Linked DNA regions of Homo sapiens: regions 1 and 2 are each linked to region 3. Evidence: chromatin contacts called from ENCODE Hi-C data. All regions are on one chromosome and are shown on one strand. The core of a region is the stretch at or near the end of the contact, and the rest is flanking DNA. Distances in the headings are between cores, read along the strand shown.

Evidence for each region. Hi-C counts contacts between places; a loop is a spot of excess contacts on that map. Pooled maps may share reads with other maps.
Region 1: a map of chondrocyte shows a loop between it and region 3 (3-fold over the local background). The contact joins two enhancer-like sites. A Hi-C loop is called at or near these places in 2 of 168 maps with a recorded cell type or tissue (Calu3 and chondrocyte) and 2 of 50 pooled maps.
Region 2: a loop to region 3 is called in a map of Calu3, with 2.4 times the contacts of the local background. The contact joins two enhancer-like sites. A Hi-C loop is called at or near these places in 2 of 168 maps with a recorded cell type or tissue (Calu3 and PC-9) and 2 of 50 pooled maps.

Annotation. Positions count from the first base shown.
Region 1 is chr6:23,649,018-23,652,313 of GRCh38, reverse strand. No RefSeq gene overlaps it. Among named protein-coding and RNA genes, the nearest start is that of NRSN1, 480 kb to the left of the region's middle. Within about 2 kb of position 1,478, at least 4 of the 41 ENCODE cell types and tissues checked have a DNase peak (open chromatin) inside an H3K27ac peak, as active enhancers do.
Region 2 is chr6:22,878,844-22,882,494 of GRCh38, reverse strand. No RefSeq gene overlaps it. Among named protein-coding and RNA genes, the nearest start is that of LINC03005, 160 kb to the right of the region's middle. Within about 2 kb of position 1,339, at least 5 of the 41 ENCODE cell types and tissues checked have a DNase peak (open chromatin) inside an H3K27ac peak, as active enhancers do; they include PC-9, where a contact is called at or near this core.
Region 3 is chr6:20,875,375-20,878,897 of GRCh38, reverse strand. All of the region lies in intron 9 of CDKAL1 (CDKAL1 threonylcarbamoyladenosine tRNA methylthiotransferase), which reads right to left. Among named protein-coding and RNA genes, the nearest start is that of CDKAL1, 340 kb to the right of the region's middle. RefSeq lists enhancers at 1,045-1,274, 618-1,817. Within about 2 kb of position 1,402, at least 17 of the 41 ENCODE cell types and tissues checked have a DNase peak (open chromatin) inside an H3K27ac peak, as active enhancers do; they include PC-9, where a contact is called at or near this core.

The sequences.
Region 1 (3,296 bases), core at 229-2,728, 2.8 Mb before region 3:
TTGCTGTTGCTGACAGTCATTGCTGGGGACTGTGCATGTCAAGGAGAGTCTTGCCTTGGGAGGCTGCATTTCTATTCCAGTGGTTATTTTGGTTCTTTCAGCAGCTGTTAGCAACTTAGCACATACGTCTGGACCTCCGGCACACCATCCCTCTCTGTGATCCTAGTATACAGGAAGCAAGAGCAGCCCACCTTGTCTTCTTCTCCTTCAAGGTCTACATCTGTTCATTGGCAAACACTTTGCCATCTTTAGCTACATCCAGTGCAATCATCTCTATCCTCTTCCACAGGCTGCTTAATTTTCTTGGGCTTAAGCCATGCCCTAAACTTTGTGACTCTCTCAAAAGCAATGAGCACATTTACAGTTTTTTCAATTGTCCTTTTGAGATGCCCAGAGGTAAAGGACACTGTGAGTAAGCTCTACTGTTCCTTCTTGGGGTAGGATGTGGACTTTGTGTGTTAGCTATACTTCAATGACAAAGTTGAAGGCCTTACATCATAACTCCTATTGTTCTCTATTTCACAAAGTGTCTTAAAATTTGTTGTCATTCTTGAATCTCAGCAACCCTGTTAGATAAAAAGACAGGTTATAGCATCCACAGTTGATAGATGGAAAAATTGAGATCTGGAGAGAATAAGTAACTTATGCAAGCACAGGAGGCAGCTAAGTTAAAACAGTGCTTGAGATTAGAGATCAGATTTTCTGATTACATGAAAACAATTACTGGTTATCAATAGGGATCACACAGTCCTGGGAGGAGGTGGTAGATTTGGGGAAATGTCAGAATGGGGAAACGAGAATGTGTAGTTTGGGAAAAAATAAAAGCAAACATTCCCAGTGTTTGATTTGTTTTTCATTGCGTTAGTGGTATTTCAAATAACTGTGTCTGTGAGACTTTTATATTTTTCGAAAGGAGACATAGATAAAAAAATATGAAGGAAAACTACACTCAAAATAGGCCGCTTCACTGGTTGCCATTGTCTTAACTCAGCTGATCTGGTGTGTCAGAGTTAAGACACTTTGATTTTATGTAATGCACTTTACCAAGATGACATTTATATTGAGATAACGAGTGAATTTCTTATTCCAGTTGAGATTTAAGAATTATCAGCATAAATGACCCTTTAAAATTAGAGATAATGAAGACTTTAAACCTTAAAATCCCTGGGAAGTTTTTTATTCAAAAAGCCAAAGAGCTAACCAAACAGAAATAGACCATAAACCTGAACTCTTACTCCTCCTGCTCCCTCCCACCCTAAGGCCCTCTGATTTTTCTGGTTTATTTTAGGCCCATACAGAACAAAACCCTGGCTGTTCCTTAACAAGTGAGAATGACTTGCCCAGACACACAATAAAACATTTGTGACAAGCGAGCATGCACGCCCTTAATCCAGATCTTGCTCAGCACAAGGTACTCTCTGGCTGCCTGATTCAACAAAGAGCCCTCTGTCCCTGCTCCTCGCGGAGGCTGAATGCCAATTGTCTTAAATCTGATTGCTCCTTGAACCCCAGTCCCCTCGTGGATGCATGAGAGTGCCACCCAGAATGCCAGGACCCATTAGGCTGAGCTGACTGAGGAGATAGCTTTAAATCAGATTTCCTTTATCTTCCTTCTCTAAAAATTGTGGTTGTTACCTTTATGCTTGTTTTTCTTCTCTCCAAGCCCTTAAGTGTTCACTCCTCACGGCTCTCCTTACCCAAAGCAGCTGCTTTTTCCACAGGGTCAAGCTGCGTTACCTTCGACAAAGATGTCACTAGTCTGAAGCAGCCTTGATTCTGTTAGATATCCATCCTGGGGGCACACCATTGCATGGTGTACTAAAAAGCAAGTAATCAATAGGAAACAAAATACCTGGCCATAAACAAGTTGAAGAATGCTTTGGAGAGGAGAAAAGGGAAAATAAATCGAGAAGGCATTACTGAGAGGCCTTCGTTAAAAGAGAGGAGAGTAAGATGGCCTTTTGATAAGCCCTTGATATAGCATCCCTCCCAAATCTAAAGTTGTTCACAGCTCATCCTGTACTCTCTTGTTTATTTTAATAAAAACTAGAACAACTTATTTCCAACTGTGGAAGCAATATGCTTATTGTAAAAAATGTAAAACCAAAAAATACGAAAAACTGAAAAACCCCACAATTTGGGAATATATTAAGTTGTCTCTCTCTCTCTCTCACTCTCTCACTGTCTCTCACACACACACACACGGTACAGTTTATTTTGTAAACAAATTATTTTTCTCTAAAAGTATGTTATGAATATGTTAGTAACAAATAATATCTGGCTGGCATTTTATGTGGTTATATCTTTATTTATTGGTTTTGCTGCAAAAGGCTTTATTGTCTCCAACTGGTTCACAGCTTGAGACACAGGGCCTGGAGCTTTTTAAATACCCTGGAGGTACTTAAACAGCTGCCTAGTGGATGGAGGTACCAGAAGCCCTGGTACCAGGCGATGCAGAGAAGCTTCTCAAACGACACGGGCTCCAGAGCCTTCCAGTGCTGCTTCACGGGGAGGTTTTGGAAGACAGACTGGCCCAGTCCAGCCTGTGAAGGGTGGACAGGTGGTCACCGGTCTTCTTGCTGAGTTCTTTTTCCCTCCTCGTCTAGGAAATGGCTCTCTAGGAAGTCACCAAGATAGAGTCTGTGCGGGCAGAACCCAGGGCAAGCAGATACAGAAGGACCAGCTTCTGGTTCTTCTCAACAGTCAGGACGGCTTCCACAGCATCCAGGCTTTTACACCCCTCATCTTGGGGCACTATCTACATATCTTAGAAGAGGGTGCAGCCACCGTGCCAATTATGCAACTTCAAGAGATGCTGGGGCAGTCCCCTGTAGTTTGATATCTTTGAATGTCAAAATTATTTAGCTATTCTAATTAGCATTGCAATGGAAATCTTCATTGCTACATCCCCAATTATTGTGGCAAATAACTAGTAACGGAATTTTTAAGCAATAAACAATGCACCCTTCAAAATGTGTTAATATTTGTTATGATCTAGAAAATTATTCCTTCTTCATACATACCTGTTTTGAAAAACACCCAGCCTCGTATTCTTCATGAAGACTACTTTGAATGAACAAAGCTATTATTACAACCTCTTGGTCCTAACACAACTTCATCAATTTTTAATCTAAACTGTTATTCACTTAGGGTACAAATAAGAATGCTTTTATGTGCTTATGCTAGAATGCATTAGTGTATTCAACTTATATGTTTATCTCTGTTTCCACTTTTTCATGATTAGTTCAATGCTATACTCATAGTGGGGAGTCAGTAACTCATCTTTCATGAATCTC
Region 2 (3,651 bases), core at 90-2,589, 2.0 Mb before region 3:
TCACTTGAGTAAATACTTAGCTCCTGGGTCATATGATAATTGTATGTTTAATTTTATGAAAAAAAAAAAACCTGAATGTTAAAACTGCTTTTCAAAGTTGTTAAACCATTTTTTATGACTACCAGCAATATAAGTGAATTCTAGTTGCTATATAGGTTTTTTTCTTTTAGTTTTAGCCATCCTAAAAGATGGCATATCATTGTCGTTTTAATTTCCATTTCCCTAATGACTAATGATACTGAGCATCTTTTCATGTACTTATCTTCCAACTCTATTATCTTCTTTGGTGGATTATCCATTCACATCGTTTATCCATTTTTTTCATTGAATTTGTTGTTCCCTTATTAGTGAGATATGAATATTCTGTATGTATTCTGTCCACCAGACTTTTATCAGTTATCTACTTTGCAAATATTTTCTCAGAGTCTGTGGCTTTTCTTTTTATTCTCTTACTAATGTTCTTCAAAGAGCAGAGGTTTCTAAGTTTGATTAAGCCCAAAATATCATTTTTTCTTTCATAAATCCTGCTTCTGCTGTCACAATTAAGAAATCTTTGCTTAACTAACACACGTTTAAAAATTTTTCCTAATGTTCTTCCAGAAATTTTATAGTTTTAGATTTTATACCTATGACCATGGGATTTTGTAAGATAGAAGTCATCGGTGACTTTTTTGAGTATCAATTAATTTGTGGGAACAAAGACCTAGTCAAAATAGATCAAAGAGAAAATAGGAGATAAAAGTATTGAGACTGTCTTTATAGACAATGTTTATAGGACTTCTACTACAAAGACGAGGTGAAAATTAGGGCAATCGCTGGAAAGAAACCCTTACAGGTGGAGTATGATGCTGGTTGCGTGTGGGTAAGCAAAATCGGACACACTGGCCTGTGTTTTTAAAAAGTAGTACAAATTGAGACAAATTGGAGGAGAGAAAATCCAGAGAAATCTCGCTCAGTGGGTTAAAAGCTCCAAGCATAGAAACTGGTTATTTAAAATGAAAATAACAGGGTGTCTAGGGCAAGTAAGGATAAACTTCTATGCTTTTGCCTCAGAGCCAGTAAAATGTTTGGCTTGGAAAAAATGAAAAGAGGTAGGAAAAGAATTTCAAATTGACCTTAAACTCAGAAACTTGTCTGATTGAATCTTTTTCCATGGATTGAGCAAGAGAGAATTAGTAAGTGAGGGGGTGGGGGTATCTATTCCCTGGGCAGAACTTCTATGGGTCTCACATTTCCTAGGATCTCTTTAAACCTCCTTTAAACACACTCTGTTTATAAAGTGACCTCAGTGGTTTTGGTACATTCCCTACAGTCCTGGCATTCTCTCTGCTCAGTATCACAGAAAGTAGGCAGTGAGTCAGAGGCAGAGATTAAACATACATGTATGGAATATCAAGCTGAAAAAAAGATCTTTTCAGGTTGCTCGTTCCTTTAATTATAAAATATTCTACAAGCTTTCAAAGGGAAAACAGAGAGAGCACAGTTAACAAATCAAAGAATGCCATGGTAGTCAAAACTATTATGTAGGGTTTGATTTCTAGGACTAGATTAAATTCTATGAAACAACATTCTGGCTTTCTGAGAGGAGAGTCTGAAGCTTCCCTTCAGAGCCAGTGATATCTTCTGGGAGATAGGCCTACTGTACACGCATAACTCAGTTACTGAGTAATCAAAAAGGAAACCAAGGCATTTATTTTGATATGTTTATAAAATTAGGGACGGGTATTAAGTTTTTGTGGTAGTTTTAATTTTTCCTTTGTTAGCTTGTTTCTACTGTCATAAAACTAGCAGTTTCCAGTTAAAAGTTATGCAACATATGCCAACAAGGGCTAAGATTAATTAAACCTGAAATAATTATTTCTTTAAAATGTCCAATTAAGCATTGCATAGCATATTGTGGAAACTTTTAATGGAAGAAATTATAATTAAAAAATAGTATATATAATTTATATGTCATAATGATTCTTGTGTGTGTCCACATGGCATCAAAGAACCATGAAAGGAATAACGTTACTTCTCAGGCTAGTGCATATGGTCTTGCAATGCCATTTGGTAAATCCTGGTCTTTAAAGTTCCTAATTTTCATTTCACTTATGTTAGAAACAGTGAAAAAGTTAGGGAAAAAAATAGCACTTATGACATTTCAACTGCCAAAAATGTGAAAATTACATTACACCTGATTTATACATACAATTAATAAATAGTCAACGATCCCCAATAAATCAATCAGATCCTTATTACTATATGTAAATAATAAAGGTGGAGTAGTTCTGATCCTCGGAAAAAGAGGAATTTCAAATTTCTTGTTAGCCTCTTCATTTCATAGAATCTTTTTTTTTTTTTCGAGACGGAGTCTCACTCTGTCGCCCAGGCTGGAGTGCAGTGGCGCGATCTTGGCTCACTGCAAGCTCCGCCTCCCAGGTTCACGCCATTCTCCTGCCTCAGCCTCCCAAGTAACTGGGACTACAAGGCGCCCGCCACCACACCCGGCTAATTTTTGTATTTTTAGTAGAGACGGGGTTCCACCATGTTAGCCAGGATGGTTTCGATTTCCTGACCTGGTGATCCTCCTGCCTCGGCCTCCCAAAGTGCTGGGATTACAGGCATGAGCCACCGCGCCCGGCCCATTTTATACACAACAGGACCCAACCCAATTTGAGGACATAGTACCAATCCACTTCTGCCAGTGAAATTATTATCACATTTTCTCTAAATCCAGTTCAAGTCACAATTATAGCTAATAATTTTTACTTTTCTGCGTGCCAGCATGTGCTCACTACGTCGAATGCATTTTATTTTCATTAGTCCCCATAGAGTGGGTAATATTTTATTCATGTTTTACACATGGAGAAGCAGATTCAGAGAAGAAAAATAACTTTCCCAAGCTCAAATATGAATTATGTAAAGCAATCATGCCTTTAACTCCAGTATTCTGGAAGGGGGTATGCTCTTAACCACTAACAACAGATACCTACTTAGTACGAAGAGCTTCATATTTGGGCAAGAAAATTCCTGTTGAGGTGACAGAGAAAGGTATAAGCAAAACTGGAAGAGCATTTAGCAACAATTTTCGTTTCAGGTCTATGTTTTGAGAAGGCCATTCCCAGATATTGTGTGGATGAAGAATACGTAGAGGACCCCGACCTGGACCTACAACTGTGTATGAGTTCATCTTCAAGCTAAAATAGCCCAGATATCTCAGAAAAGACACAGTGTGACTAGATACTCCTAGAATTGCTTGCTCAAACCTACACTATGCATAACTTTTGACTTTCCAGTTATACCAATAAAGCATCATCATTTTTGAAGAAATACCCAGAGTCTTAAAAGACCCCAGATATTGTTGCTGCCGTCTCTGAACTCCAGTGGATAGGGAAAAATGTAGAACAGATTCCCTTATGGGAAGTTTAAATCCTAAGGCAATGTAGCCAAGTCATTCTTATTATTCATGAAATCAACCTGTTTCAGGGAACAAAGCTTTCCAATGCAATTTTCAAATAACACACTCAAACAGGTATGCAAGTAAAAAAGCCGGAAAGAAAAGGAAATTGGACCATGATATGTTGAATGCTTGCTTTGAAGAGATAGTTACAGCAAAATGATCAAGACCACAGGAATTGAGGGGAAGTCTGTGCATTCATTTATAAGTAT
Region 3 (3,523 bases), core at 153-2,652:
CATGTTGGCCAGGCTGGTCTTGAACCCCTGACCTCAGGTGATCCGCCCACGTTGGCCTCGCAAAGTGCTGGGATTACAGGCGTGAGCCACCATGCCCTGCCGAAGGGGGATATTTCTTTAAAATCTGATAGAGTTGCTATGGTTAGCTATTTATTTATTTATGAGACAGAGTCTTGCTCTGTCACCCAGGCTGGAGTGCAGTGGCATGATCTCAGCTCACTGCAACCTCCGCCCACTCCCCGAGTTCAAGCGCCTCAGCCTCCTGAATAGCTGGGATTACAGGCATGCATCACCACACCCGGCTAATTTTTTATGTTTTTGGTAGACACGGGGTTTCACCATGTTGGCCAGGCTGGTCTTGAACTCCTGATCTCAAGTGATCCGCCGGCCTCCGCCCCTCAAAGTGCTGGGATTACAGGCGTGAGCCACTGCACCTGGCCGCTAAGGTTGGCTTTAAAGATTTACTGATTTACTTAACACTTGAAGGAGTTCAGGACAATAATACCGCATGTAGGAAAAAAGGCAGGGTAGGTTCTGTGACAGGTAAGCAAAGCCTATGGGCGAGGGGAGAGAGGAGCTTATTAGGTACGAACAGATAAGAAATTCGATCTTGTTGTTCCCAGTTACTATCTAAAGCCTGGGTCTCCACTCCATTCCACCAGCAAAATTTTACTGAGAATCTGTATGTATGAGACACTTAATGGTATACAGATAAAATCATCTTACAGTCTAGTAGGGGCGACAAGACATAACACAAATAAGTATAATACAAAGTGCAAAACAGTAAAATACCATTAAATACCACAGTATTGCCAAGAAGGAAGAAATTCCTCCTGGTAGGAGAAATTAGAGCAAGTTTCAAAACTAATGTGGTAATTTTGAGCTCATCCTGAACGAAAGAAATAGGGTCAGCAAAGACCCATCATCTTTGTAGGAAAGCTTGAGACACATACGGAAAAGTATAAGTAAGTGCATTTGACAGGAGCAGCAGGAAGTGGGGTGGTTAGGGCTAAGGCTAGAAATAGAGACCACAGATGGCCAAAATTCCCAGCCTAAGGGGCTAGGATTATAACCATACAAAGCCAACTACAGACATTTTAAGCAGTCAAGGGCCAAGTCAAAACAGGATAAGAGGTTCTGCTTCTAGGAGAAGGAGGACATAATTCAGAGCTACCCTAATGCACAAGTTTAAAACAAGGACTAAGTCATGAGTCATGTGTGCATGAGTAAGAGTAAGAAATGAACACAGAACTAATTTCGGGTCACAAACAAGTTTTCTGAGTTCATACTGAACTACAGCTGAGGAAGCAGAGTCAAGGGCCAGCTGCGGTAATACACAGTGAGTCACTAGTAAATCAGTGACACAGGTCTCAGCCCCAGGGCAGTGACCTCAGACTGGCCCGCATAATGGTCAGATAGGTATACCTTGGTCCTAGTCAGCCTGTGAGGACACCTGAAGTTTCTGTGAAAACAGGAACAGGACAGCAAGTTTGGACAAAGTGAGGATCTGAAAACTCCAAGGATACTTTCAAGATATTAGGCTAAAAATCCCTAAATCTCATCAGATATTAGATGGCAAAGACTTGTAGATGACGTTCACAAATCTGTCCAGGTCAGAATCACCATGCTTATTTAACAGTTGAGGTGTTTTCATATCCCTCAGTCGTAATTGCTATTATGAACATATTTTTTGTAAAGTGCTCCACATTTTACAACACTGCCTGCAGGAATGCTTCCCTAACCACAAAAGTCTTTCCCATCACAATGTAAATGCTTATTGATTCCACCGTATTCACAGCAGTCTACAGCATCCTCCATTTAGAATATAAGCTTCAGAAGGCCAGAATTGGAACCATCATCACCAGACCTTCCAATACACAGCACATACTATGTGTTAAATAAAAGTGTTGATTGAACAAGTGTATTGACTTTTTAGCTGGTTCTAGTTAGCATTTAAATTTATAATATGTAGAAGACTAATTTGTAATAAAAAGACTGACAATAAAAAGTAAGAGAGGAGATAGGTAGCTCTGTGTGTACGTGTGTGTGTGTATATCATAAAGGAATTAGCCAACCTTTTAACTAGTTGTTTTTCATTAATTAAAGGCACTAAAGCAAATACTCAAAAGAAAACTATCCTCACCAATGTGAGGAAAGAAAACAAAATGTTTAATGATTACACACTGAATTCTACGCCTGCCTGTTACAAGTGGCTAAGAAGCAACAGAATTTGCATTCATATCTAGGTCTGCCTGACTTCAAAATTCATATTCTTTCCAAGAAATCCCTGTCTCCTGCATGCTCAAAATAAAAGTTTTAGGAATAAAAAAGTACACAAAGAAAAAATATTAACGAATTTAATCCTTAGAATGAAGCATTAATCCCATCAATGCACAAATGCTGTCATTTTGCCTAAAATATGTCCACTACATAAGAGACAATTGCCAAAGAAGGTTTTGGGGATTTTTTCCTCCAAGGCTGACTCCACACTCAACAGTAGTGGCACCCTGAATGTCCTGTCATGTTAGCAGCAAGCAGTAGTAATCTATCCTCCGCATTTGTACTGACGGCATCTTTAGAGAAAGTACACCCTTACATCCTGCCCCAAGTGAAAGAATCTGCTGCTTAAAGTTGCAGTGACTTTTCTAATCCCCAGTCCAGCTCTGCCAGTTTTAAACTACAGGTTCTTATATTTATCAGCAGAAACCCACCAGGGTGCTCAGATCCTGAGTCAGCTTCAAAAACCCCAGCAGCAGCTGGTAAAAATGGAATGCTAATTCATTACAGATGGTAAAACACTGCCTACATTTTAATTTATTTACATTTTCAGAAATTTTGAATCTGCAGTTAGATTGCCAAATTATTTTAACATGTAAGTTTAGCCTTTTTCAATTCGGTCTGTGCTTAATAAAAATTAATGTTTATCTGTTAAAAATTCTTTCAACAAGCCCAATTAGTCCTATGTTCCCACAGTTTATATTTTTAAAGCTATTTAAGCTAGTAAGCCTTTTTTTCAATTTCTTATTATACAAATCACACACAGAGTCAGGACAAAACTGGGTCTAAATCATACCAAAATGTTTCAAATAGATCTATTATATATGAGGATAATTTTCAGTAGCTTTGTATTTTCCACAATTGCCATGTTTAGTAATGTGAAACTAATAAATTAATAAATTGTAAGATTATTAAATAGCTTTACAGACCCTATTTTTTTTCATTAGTGAAGGTAATAGAGACAGAGAACACATTATTACTTAATTTTTAAAAGCCAAGGGAACAGAGAAAGGATATACCCAAATTAAATGCTTACAGCGCTGCTGCCCTCTCCTGGAATCAATCTTCCAACCCCCCTCCCCACATCTCAGAGACAATGGTGAACATGAAATATTATAACTGTACATACTGAAACATTTTATAAGAGTGGGAAGCACTATTTTTTTTCTTTTATCAATTCAAAGGTCTACAAAGATACAGAATGATCAAGTCATATGTAACCATCTCTTCAAATGCTCAGTGCTTA